Linked DNA regions of Homo sapiens: region 1 is linked to region 2. Evidence: read pairs that join two places in POLR2A ChIA-PET (ENCODE). Cell type or tissue: HepG2. All regions are shown on one strand. Links, peaks and the distances in the headings refer to the core of each region. The heading gives the core; the rest is flanking DNA. Region 1 has its middle 470 kb from the start of FAM242B. Region 2 has its middle 330 kb from the start of FAM242B.

Region 1 (6,408 bases), core at 667-5,666, 800 kb after region 2:
GGTAAGCAAAGATCTCTTAGATCAAAGAGATAAGGCAGTAACCATAAAATAAAAAAATAAACTAAGCTTTATAAAAATCAAAAGCTTCTGACCATCCTGGCTAACATGGTGAAACCCTGACACTACTAAAAACACAAAAAATTAGCTGGGCATGGTGGCGGGTGCCTGTAGTCCCAGTTACTTGGGAGGCTGAGGCAGGAGAATGGCATGAACCTGGGAGGTGGAGCTTGCAATGAACCGAGATCGTGCCACTACTCTCCAGCCTGGGCGACAGAGAGAGATGACAGAGAGAGACTCCATCTCAGGAAAAAAAAAAAAAAAAAAAAAAAAAAGCTGTCCATCCAAAAACCACCATTAAGAAACTGAAAAGGTAAAACTCAGACTGGGAGAAAAGACTGATAACTCCATCGACTCTTGGCAACGATGTAACTGGAGAACTAATTCATTGTTGGTGGGAGGGTAAAATGGCACAACCCCTTTACAAAACTTTTGGCAGTTTCTTATATAGTTAAACATTCACCTATCCTTTGACACAGCAATTCCACATCTACATATCTACCCTAGATATTTACGCTAATTTTAGAATTATTGATTTGCCATTTCAAAAGTAATGATTCTTCCAGAATATTAGCTTTATACCATTCCATATTTTATATATTTTTTAAGCTACCATAAATTATGAAGATTCAAAATGCAATTTGCCAAGTTTTAAAAGAGAAAAACAAGTACGGAAACAACTAAGTGGAAAACAGGCTGGTTAAGTGTGTTTGGGTCAGTTTATTTCTAGTATCATTTACAGGCTACCCTGATATTGTATTTAAAATTTTCATTCATTTCAGAGTTCACAAAATGATGATTTTTCCTGTGAAGATACTTCGTTTAAGAGACAACTGACTTCTACAACTAAAATGTATACATGTTCAAAGAAAATAACTTGTAAAATATATTTGGTTGAATAACATTTACATTAAGCCTTTAAAATTATGTATCAGAATCTCTGGCTATTAAGCAGTCTAATGGTGCCTACTAAGTCAGAGAGTTGTAATTCTTCTCTCCTGTGCTCTGTTCTGATAATGAAGTAAAGGGATCAGTAGCATCTACTGTGCTAAAGAATAAATGGAATTTACAACTGTAGGTAATATTTAAGCACTTTAAGACAAATATGAATACATCATAAATTTCTAACTAGGAAAATATTTTCAATGAGATCTCAAGAAATGTTAACTTTTTTCAGAATAAAGCACTGAAAACTGACTCACCAACATATCACACTGGGTTTCTTCATCTTCTTCTCTTCTTATCTTTCCTCTTTTTCTTCTTACTACAGGACATTATTTATACAGATGAGTTTAGGTATATTGATTTGTGTGATAAATAAATATCGTAAGATTGAAACTTGGAAGTCTTTTAAGCTGTTTCACTTATAAATTATTGATTTAGGAAGACTTACATTGCTATGCCCTCTTAAATACAGTACTGAGAAGTTGCTTCAGGCTTTGTACATATTATGCTAAAGTTCAAAGCAGATTGTAGAGCCGCACTGCCAGATTTTAAATCCTGATTCTGTCACTTCTTAGCTCTGTGATTTTTGTAAAAAGTACTGAATCTCTCTGGGAGTCAGTTTCCCCACTTAATAAATTAGGATAATAACTTAACTCTTAAGGCTATTGTGAGGATTAAGAGGTAATATGTATCTTCACGCATTGCTGGTGGAAATGTAAAGTGGTGCAGCATCTACAGGAAACAGTTTGGGGTTCCTCAAAAAGTTAAAGAGTTACCATATGACCCAGCAATTTTACTCCTAAGTATGTATACCCAAGGGAAATGAAAACATACACCCACAAAAATACTTACATAAGAATATTCACACTAGCATTAGTCACAATAGTCAAAAAGGGGAAACAACCTAAATGTTCATCAACTGATGAATGGATGAACAAAATGTTACATCCATACAATGGAATACTACACAGCCATAAAAAGGAACAAGCGCTACAACAATGATGGACCTCAAGAATGTTATAAGTGAAAGAAGCCAGATACAAAAGGTCACATGTTGCATGATTTCTTAGGAAATATTCAGAATAGGCAATTTCACATAGATAGGAGACTAGTGGTTGCCAAGGACTAGGAGAGAAGGAGGATGGGTTGTGATTGCTTTAATGGGTAGGAAGAGATTTCCTTCTGAGATGATGAAAATGCTGAGCAACTAGACAGTGGTGAACCTCTTGAATATGTACTAAAAACCACTGACTGTACAAAAGGGTGAATTTTATAATTATGAATTACATCGCTATAAAAAAATAAAAACCCAAGAGCGATTTGAAAAAAGTTAATGTGCAAAGTGCCTACAACAATTTCCTGGCGCATTGAAAGTGCTATATAAGCATTAATTATGATTATTACGATAATCTTAAGACACTCTTGTCTCCATTTTCATCATAAAGTTTTCAGAAGATAACTCACCACTCCTCACAGGAAATTCACAGAGTAAAAATCTCACATTCATTCAGGATATACCTGCCATTTATTCTGGCATCTTCATGAGGCCAGACTCCTCGAGAGGGTTCTCAAGGGCAGTGGCTTCAGCTCACTCCTTGACACTTTCTTTCCATCTCGCCTAACAATATCAAAACCTCTGTTTATCACGGAGACCAGAAGGAAATGCTCAATATTTGTATGTACAGTCAACCTCAGGCAAATCTGCCAGTTAAAAAAGAAGCGGGGATATGAATGCACAGGTATTTTTCTCCTAAAGAGCTAATAAATTACCACTACGACCTCCTCCTCACATTTGGCTCAATTTATTTACTGCATATACGTTCTCTAATTTAATCCTCACAGTCTTCTAAAGGTATAAAAAATGGTCTGAAAGTATAAATGTGTAAACGGAGGTTTAAAGATACTTGATCTCTTAATGAGTAAATGGAAGTTCAGACATATTAACCAATTTGCCACAAATTACAAAATTAGTAAATGACGGAGTGCAGGTTCCAGCCCATATCCCTATCAAAGCCTATATACACCTCAACCACTGTGTGATTCATCCTGGTTTCACTCTACATACTAGCTTAGAAAAAAATAATCAATAATTTTTCCAGGAAGAGACAATGGAGAAAAGAATAATCCCTAGTAAAGGAAGTTATTATCATGAACTACAAGATCAGACAAACGCAGACCCACCAGGCAGAGGCCGGGAGAGATGCCTCAGCGGACCCAAACTCATGGGTACGGGGCTACGGGTCACCCGCCCATCTATCCTGTTTCCAGTGTCGTCCACGCGGGAGGCTGCCCCTCTCTGCACAGGCGCCACGAACCGCGGCCCGGCCTCTGTCCAGCCCAGACAGGGTCAGGGCGAAACCTGGGAGGCCACGAAGCCGGCTCTCCGCACCACGGCTTCCACCGGATTCGCGGGCGTGGAGTGAATCCGAAAAGAACTGAGGAGGCTCCCGCTGGAGCTGCAGGACCCAGCTCTTCGCCTTGGTTCCCTTGAGCACAAGCTTGGTAGACTTCACAAAAGAGTACTCGGCCATGGCTCCGGGAGACTTCTACGTGGAGAGGCTGAAGCCAGCTCAGGACGAGTATGTGACCTGGAGCGGCACCAGGGCGGGGAGGAAAAGAAGTGGAGGCGAAGTAAACACTCCCTGACAGCGTCCGTCTATCCAAAACCCGCCTTCGTCTTCACCCAAACGCTGAGTGGCTGAGATTTCCACTTCCGGGTTTCTGCCAAGGAGCTACAGCGGCCGCAGAGGGCCGAAAGGTGTCCGCACGCATCTGCTCCCTGGCTCCCTCTCAAGGAGCCCCTGAGGATTTGTGCATCCCAGAGGTGGGGAAAGCCCGCCTGAGGCACTGGTGCTGACGGTGGCGGGACTGCTGGGCTCGCTGTGGAACCGCCTCCCGCTAGAGCTGCGGGCTGGCGACGGTCCCCGCGGAGGCGGGAAGCGGCTCAGGTTGCCCTCGCCGGCCTGTGGCGGCGAGTCTGGAAGCGCGGGTCACTCGGGGCTGTGCCTCACGCGACTGTGTGTGCAGGAAACAAGCAGGAAATACCCTAAAATAGAATGAAGCTCCATGTTTAGGGCCGCGGATGTCGCGAGTGCTGTGGGAATGTGGGCTAAGGTGGAGAGTTATGGTGGCGCGTGTTACAGGCTCAGGGGTCAGGAAGAAGCCTAATCGTGGAGGCGGCATCTGAGGAGGGTCTTGAACGCTGGGCAGGCTTTTGCCCCATAGAGATGGAGGAAGCTAGTCCTGTCTGCTGGAGGAAACAGGGCAGAGGCAAGAAGGGAGACGTGCAGCGCTGGTGTGAGGAGCCACGAGCAGGCCAGGCCTGTAAAGCAGAGTGATGGGAACCAAGATAGAGAAGGCAAATCGGGGTCCTGTGGTCGCTGAATAATTTGAATGAAATCAGTAAACAGGTGACAGGGATCCATCGCAAGAGCATGGGATGAAACGAGGAGTAGTCCACGGTGATTCCTCCGCAGCGGTGGGTATTAATAATCGCGTATGTGACACCAAAACGGTGGGTATTATTGATAGCGTATGTGACACCAAAACCACCCCACTCAAGTTGTGGCTCTTTCCCTAAAGTAGAAAACAGAAACCAGTTGGGTTCCAAGCATCCATGAAGATCTTACTAAATTCCTGATCCCTGATGGCACCATGGAGTCAGGATTGACTCATCTCAAACCTGACTCAGAAACAAAACCATCTCAATGTGCAGAGATGAGCGTCCTTACCTGCTATCATATTTTCTGGTGTTTTCACAGTGCTGCGCTTCCTAATCCCCATTCCACCGCAATCCACATGCCATGATGCTCAGAGGCATTAACAAAGGAGACACACAGGGGCTCCTCACGTTGGCTTTCCATGGTTTTGATGAAAATCTCAGTTTCCTCATCTCATACAATGTGGTTAGTAATAGTATCATTTAGGGTTGAAGAATTAAATGGTACGAATTATATAGGGTGCTTATTATAACCTACATGGAAAATGCCTAGGATATGTTAGCTATGCTCATCACCAACATCGTTATATGGTGGTAATAATCAGATAGTTAGGAAGCGCGACGCGAAGAAAATGGATACATCCTGTTGGGAATGAACGTAGAGAGATCAGAAGGTCAAGAACAAAGCCATACAACATGTCTGCAGTAAAGGGATAGAGAAAAGAAAGGCTATAAAAGAAGGAATGAAACAAAGTTAGAGTAAAATTATAAAATCAAAGTTAAGGACAATTTCCAGAAAGGGTAATATCATTTAATATCATAGAAGTTTAGGAGCACAAGATGGAAAAATGGCCTGTGGGTAACCGACATTGAGGTAGTCTTTAGGGAAGCTCCATTTCCGATAGAGAAGTAGACAGAAAGTCAGCTTGAAGCAGGGACTAGGTGAAGAAGCTGTTGGCTGGTCTCATGGGGAAATAAATAAGGGATCACATATGCCATATTTCTGGGTTTCTTTCTTTCTTGCCCAGCCTCTATATATGCCTAGAGTTTGGTGAAAACTTACAAAAAATAAAAATGAAACCAATTTAGTTTGTAGACTCAAATACAATGCTTTGTGTTAGAATCAAGATAAATTAATGCCTCTTCCTTCTATTGTCACCATCAATTTTGAAATTAAACATCAGCTTTTCTTCTTCATTAAAATCATTTTCAACTCCTTCCAGGTGTTGGTGGTTTGGGGGAGTTACATAAGCAGTCAAGTCTTGATGAGTAGAGGCGGAGGGAACAAACACTTTCAGCAAAGGGAGAATTCTGAAATTCTGCTCATATTTTTCCCCAGTAACTTTCCTATGTTTGTGAGGATATTCAGTCATAAAGATCCTAGTGAAATTTTTTTCAAGCTTGCCTAATCGTAATCACTGTGGACGTTTGTTTAAAATGTGTATTCCCAGGCCTCTCACCTGCTGATTCTGATTCAGGAGATCACGGATGGGACTCAGAATACATGTGTTTGAGAAGTACCACAAGTGGTTCTTATGGTCAGGCAAATTTGGGAATGTAACCAGGAATTTATGTTTTTATGACTGGCAGCTAGAAAAGATTCCTAGAGTCTTTGCTTTTTGAAAATGAAATATTTCTTTTTTAAAAGGAAAATTGTATGACTAGATACAACATTTATACATGTGGCACATGCACTATACTGTGTGCTTTTGTCATATTTACAGTTAAAGATGTGTAAGAACACTCTGAGAAAAATTATATATTAAATGCAAAGAGGGGTAAGTCAGGGTGGGGGAGAAATGGGAATGGTGTGCATATTGTTGCTAAAAGGTAGAAAAGCCAGAATGATAGCCATCTAAGGTTGCAAATAGCACATTGTAAGTTGAGGGAGCTTCACAATCATGTCTGAAACCTTCTTTGATATACTGAGTTGTAAACAGTGGCTTTGGACAAGATTTGAAGGAGAA
Region 2 (6,408 bases), core at 1,015-6,014:
CAAGCCTGTAATGGCTGCACTTTTGGAGGCTGAAGTGGCTGGATTGCTTCAGTCCCGGAGTTCAAGACCAGCTGGGCTACATAGTGAGATCCCGTCTCTACAAAAAAAAATTAAAAAAAATAGCCAAGCATAGTGCTGCATGCCTGTAGTCCCAGCCACTCAGTAGGCTGTGGTAGAAAAATCACTTGACCCAGCAGTTTGAGGCTGCAGTGAGCTATCATCATGCCACTGCACTCTGGCCTGGGTGACAGAGCGAAACCCCATCTCCAAACAAAGAACCACCAAAAACCTACAAGCATACTCAGAGGTATTGTGGGTTTGGTTCCAGAAAACTGCAATAAAGCAAATGTTACAACCAAAAACCTACAAGCACACCTCAGAGATAGTGTGGGTTTGGTTCCAGACCACTGCAATAAGGCAAATGTTACAACCAAAAACCTACAAGCACACCTCAGAGATAGGGTGGGTTTGGTTCCAGACTACTGCAATAAGGCAAATGTTACAATCAAGTTAGTTGCATAAACATTTTGTTTCCCAGTGCTTATAAAAGTTATGCTTAAACTATATTGTAGTCTAATGAGTATTTAATAATTATTAATTAGTAATTAATAGCACGTCTAAAAAACTGTGTACATACCTTAAGTTAAAATACATCAGTGCTAAAAAATGCTAATGAATATCTGAGCCTCACCAAGTCATAATCTTTTTGCTGGTGAGGGTCTTGCCTATATATTGATGACTGCTGGCTAATCAGTGTGGGGGCTGCCGAAGGTTGGGTGCCTGTGTCAATTTCTTAAAACAATGAAGTTTGTTCCTTTCACAAAAGATTTCCCTGTAGCATGTGATGCTGTTTGACAGCATTTTATCAACAGCAGAACTTCTTTCAAAATTGGAGTAAACCCTCTCAAACCCTGCTGCTGCTTTATCAACTAGGTTTATGGAATATTCTAAATCCTTTGTTGTCATTTCAACAATGTTTATAGCATCTCCACCTGGATTAGATTCCATCTCAAGAAAATATTTTCTTTGCTCGTCCACAAGAAGCAACTCCCTATTTGTTCAAGTTTCATCATGAGTTTACAGCAATTTCATCTCACCTTAAGGCCCTAATTCTAATTCTAGTTGTCTTGCGATTTCTACCACGTCTGCAGGGACTTCCTCCACTGACATCCTGAGCCCTCAAAGTCATCCATGAGGGCTGGAATCAACTTCTTCCAAACTCCTGTTAATGTTAATATTTCAACCTCCTCCCATCAATCACAAATGTCCTTAATGGCATTTAAGGATTGCTATTAAGGACATTTGTGATTCACGGGAGGAGGTTCAAATATCATGAAAGGATTAATGGTGAATCCTTTCCAAAAGGTTTTCAATTCAGTTTATCCAGATTCATCAAAGACATCGCTATCTATGATAGCTATACCTTTACAAAATGCATTTATTAATTAATAAAAACACTTGAAAGTCAAAACCACTCCTTGATCCACAGGCTGAAGGTAAATATTGTATTAGCAGCCATGAAAATAACATTAATTTCCAAGTACATCTCCATCTAAGCTTCTGGGTAGCTAGGTGAATTGTCAATAAGCAGCAATCTTTTTTTCCTTTTTCTTTTTCTTTCCTTTCCTTTTTTTTTTTTTTTTTTTTTTGACGTAGTTTCGCTTTTGTTGCCCAGGCTGGAGTGCAGTGGTGTGGTCTTGGCTCACTGCAACCTCCGCCGCCTCCAGGGTTCAAGCCATTCTTCTGCCTCAGCCTCCCGAGTAGCTGAAATTACAGGTATTACCACCCTGCCCCGCTATTTTTTTGTATTTTTATTAGAGATTGGGTTTCATCATTTTGGCCAGGCTGGTCTTGAACTCCTGACCTCAGGTGATCCTCGGCCTCCCAAAGTGCAGGGATTACAGGTGTGAGCCACTATGCCTGGCCAAGCAACAATCTTTTTAAAGGAATCACTTTTTTTTTTTTCTGAGCAGTAGGTCTCAATAGTGGGATTAAAATATTCAGTAAACTATGCTATTAACAGTTGTGCTGTCACCCAGACAGTGATGTTCCATTTCTAGAGCACAGAAAGAATAGATTTTGCATAATTCTTAAGGGCCCTGAGATTTTCAGAGTGGTCAATGAGCACTGGCTGTAACTTAAAGTCACCAGCTGCAGTGGTCCTCAAAGAGAGTCAGCCCATCCTTTGAAGTTTTGAAGCCAAGTGTTGATTTCTCTCTAGCTATGAAAATTCTACATCTTCACTAAGCTTGATCATTTCTAGCTCTGGACTTCAAGTGAGAGACGTGCAAGTCTTCCTTTCATTTGAGTTCTTTGAGGTCACTGTGGTTACTAATTGGCACCCCTGGTGGGTGTCACCCTCCTCCCTCCTCTATCCAGTTCACCCACAACAGGGCATGGGGAATTGCGCTTCCCACACCCCACATGCCCTGCGCCCCTGGGGCTCTCCCACAGGGGGCTTTCGTGAGCCAGGCAGCAAGGGCCATCCCCCTGCTCCAGCCCAGCCAGGCTGCGCAGGAAGAAGGACTCTCCCAACCTGCCTGGACATGTGGGGCTTTGTGTTCCCTGCCCTGGCTCCTCCAGAACTGGGGCTCTCCCATCCTCAGACTCCCTGGTGGCCTCCGCACCCCAACAAATGACAGGAAGACCAGAAACTGCTGCGCGACGGCCTGCTGGGCGCGTGTTCAGTTTGGGCCCCCTCAAGCTGAGTCACAGGGGCAAGGTGTGCTTGTGCCACCCACGTCCCACCGGAGTCCGTGGTGGTGCTGGAGCCCCAGGTTGCCAGGGCGGCGTGGGAACCCAAAGACGGGGCACCTCCACCTCCGGAGGCCTCCGCGTCAAGCACAGATGCCAGCCATCCAGGCGCCTCCCAACCGCTCCAGGAGCCGGGAAGCTCGTCTGCACTCACCTCCAGCCTGTTAGATGAGCTCCTGTAAACCCCAGAGTTTCAGCAAAAGGCACAACATTTCCTAGATCTGGCGCCACTGGGGGAGCTGAAGGACGTGGAAGAGCCCGTTTTGCTGGAACCACTCCTCAGCCAGAACGAACACTGGACTCTGCTGGAGGAGCAGGTTGGGGCGGGGTTGGGGCGGGCTGGGGGCAGAGCGGCGGCCTCTCTTTCGCGGTGAACCTCAGGCTTGGTATGGAGAGGCGTGTCTTCCCTTCCAGCTGACCTGCCTAGGATCCCTGAGTTCCAGGTCCAGCGATAGACTCCATACAGAGGACTGCTGTCAAGAATGACAATAAAGAATTCCTGAGCATCCCGGGGATCCCAGGGCCGGTCCAGGTACCCGGAAGTGGGCTGTCTACTGCGCATGCGCGGGTTTCCAGGCAGCAGCCTAGGATTTCTAACTAGCCCAGGCGGAGCTCTCATCCCTTTTTCCACCGCGTTCTTCAGTCAGGTTGGCGGAGACCTCAGTTCGCGAAACACTGGGCCGGGGCAGAAGCCAGGCCAGTTCTCTTTTCTGCGGCTCGACTCCTCTGCCTCTTCGCTCACCATCACTTGCCAACCCTTCTCCCGTCAGCCTCCTTGCCAGCACCATGGAGCGCCTTGCAACTAAATGTAGACCCGAGACCCCGTGCAAACCGAGGTGCTGCCCTTTCCAGGCAAGAGGAAAGGCAGGCAGAGATGAGGACAAGAACGGAGAGAGTGAGATGGAAGGATGGAGCTAGGAAAGGATGGGTGGAAGGAGGGACACCGGAAGGGAGAGAAAGAGGGAGGGAGAAAGGGAGAAAAAAACCGGGGGAGGGAAGGAAGAACAGAGGGAAGGATGGACCGAGGGACAAAAGGAGCAAGAAACAGAGAACGGAAGGCAGAGAGGAAAACGGTCTTCTGCCTCCAGAACCAACAGGACCCAGCACTCCGGGAAAATGTTGGGTGCCCAGTGCGGGCTAAGTGCTGGGCCCACAGCCCTGTTGGCTGGCGGGGCGCTCAGCGGCCCTCTGGATCGCCAGCCTGGGTTACTTAATCCCAGAGCAATTCAGACCAATTCCGTTTCCGAAGGAATGAGCGAATTCCCCAGAGAGCAATGAGCTGAGACTCAGGTGGTTGTCTGTTTTTCATCCACATGGTTCACAGATGACATATCTCCACGTTGAGCCCTGCAACAGAGCGCGAGGCGGATAGTCCCATCCACACAGGAGCCACACTTAGGCCAACTGAAGCGTGATTCTGGATTCCACGTTTCTTTACCCTCTGCAAAGGTGCCTGTTGCTCAAGTTTCTGCCCCCTGAAAGCGTGACCATGTTGACTGTTTGTTTCCCTAGCTCTGTGGGGTCCCAGAAACTTCCAGGAATGCGTGGAAGACCAGCATTGTGTCAGTGCTCCCCTTTCAAGTTTTCAAACAGGCTATATTGGAGACTCCCCATTTTGCAGGAAACAGGAATCCATCGTCAGGCCGTGAGGCACGGGATCTTTCTTTTCTCTGTGGTTTCGCTCTCGTTGTCTATGTGAAAATGAACGAGATCCACACACCTGCGTGTGTGAGAATATCACGGCAACTGTGACACCCATGCACTGGCAATAGAGTTGACAGCCTGATCCCAGGACTAAGGTACTGATGGACATCCAGACTCACCCACCACAATCATTAGCACACCCACTCCCAAACACACAGACACACATGGGCGCACGCGCGGGAACACAAGCACACACACAGACACAGAAAGACACAGACAGCTTGAAGGAGAGCAAGGGACAGAGGGATGGAGAGATAGAAACGGAAGGAGAGAGAAACAGCTATCCAGAGAGAGACAGAGAGGAACCTGGGAGATTGAGAGAGAGAGAGCAAGGTGGAGAGGGAAGTAGAGAAAGGGAAAGGGTGAGGGAGCTAGAGAGGGAGAGCAACAGAGCCTTGGAGAGGGAGGCTCTATCTGGTAGACAGGGGCCCCTTTGGCCAGGGTAGGGTGGAAGGTGTCTGGGACGGGCTGGAACAGGGGGGCAGGGCCGCCCACGCGGGAAACCCAACAGAGCCCTGAGACGTGTTTTTACTTGGATTGGTTGGTTGCTTTGGGGGTGCGTTTCGTAGCCTCATTCCTTTGTTGGCTCCTCCCTTTCCTCTTGGTACTGTGGGCCCTGAAAGTTGTAGAGTGCGCCCCTCACTGTGGCAGGAGCAGTGGCGCTGAGCATGCCCACGGTTCGCGGCTTGGGTCTCTCTCGTTTTCCGGGTGGTGTGGCCCTAGACAATGGCAGTGGCGCCTGGCTGGCCCAAGAGTCCAGTCCAGCTACGCCCGCCTGATTCCAGGCGTCATCAAAACCCGGGGCCACAAGGCTGGGATCAGGCACCCTAGAGCCACTTTCCCCTGGCCGGACTGCTCTCCCCCTCTACGCCCAAGCACCACCAGTCGCCGCGCTGCTCTTTCCGCTGACCTCCCAGAGCATCCCGCTGTCGCCGGCGGCCAGACCACGTGCGAGACCGCCAAGGCGCCAGAGGCCTCCATCCACTGCCAGGGCTCTGGACTCTCCAGGCGGCCACCCTCTCGCTGACACTCCAGGCCTTCCCCCGGCTCTCCAGCTCCAGAGCTTCCAACACCTGGGGCCCGCTCAGGAAGGGGTGTGCTCCGAGGCATCAGGGCCCAGGGCCCACTGTCCTGGGGTCCCCTCCGGTCCTCCGCCTTGCCGTGGAACAATTATTTTGGATTCCTTGCTGCCCCTCCTGCAAGGACCCCTCTTGCCCCACACACCCAGAGCCACCTGGGCTGACCGGGGCGAACAGCCGGCCCAGCCCCGCAGGCCATGTTTCTTACAACGCCTACACAATCGTCGATTGTTCCGAAAAGGACCTGCCATGGCCAATGGGGCAGGAAGGCTCTGCTTTGCCCCTCGCCAGCACTAGAGCCCCGGCAGCCTCATCCCGGGAAAGAGGGGCTGACGGACACCCAGACACACCCCACCACTACCACGAGCAAACCCACCCTGACACACACACGGATACACACGGGTGCACGCGCGCAGACACACACACACACGGACACAGACACACCACACCCGGGCACACACACACGGACACACAAAGACACAGACACAGATAGCTTGAAGGGAGACCACCCCTCATATTGTCTTATGGCCAATTTCTGCCTCCAAAGAAAGAAGAAGTAAAATCTAAAAGGCAAAAATGAAATCCACAGGCAGACAGCCCTGCGCCACACCCTGGGCCTGCTAGTTAAAGATTGACCCCTGACCTACTCGGTTATGTTATCTATAGATTACAGACATTGTATAGAAAAGCACTGTGAAAATCCCTGTCCAGTTTTGTTCTGATCTAATTACCGGTGCATGCAGCCCCCAGTCACGTACCCTCTGCTTCCTCAATCCATCACGAACCTCTCACGTGGACCCCCTTAGAGTTGTAAGCCCTTAAGAGGGACAGGAATTGCTCATTCAGAGAGCTAGGTTTTTGGAGAAGTGAG

What was found. Peaks named below come from ENCODE experiments on the same cell type or tissue, not always from the same donor. Only the 100,000 strongest peaks of a DNase experiment are listed, where the experiment ranks them.
Region 1: POLR2A ChIA-PET joins it to region 2 with 5 read pairs; 1 of 35 experiments calls an interaction of 5 or more read pairs at or near these places.

Annotation. Positions count from the first base shown.
Region 1 is chr20:29,077,515-29,083,922 of GRCh38, reverse strand. It overlaps the pseudogene FRG1DP. Among named protein-coding and RNA genes, the nearest start is that of FAM242B, 470 kb to the left of the region's middle. In HepG2, for the core only: a CTCF peak has its summit at 3,794; a DNase peak (open chromatin) is centred at 3,742; H3K4me3 peaks cover 1,016 bases.
Region 2 is chr20:29,875,299-29,881,706 of GRCh38, reverse strand. It overlaps the pseudogene DUX4L37. Among named protein-coding and RNA genes, the nearest start is that of FAM242B, 330 kb to the right of the region's middle. In HepG2, for the core only: no CTCF peak of the experiment used is centred there; a DNase peak (open chromatin) is centred at 3,306; H3K4me3 peaks cover 576 bases.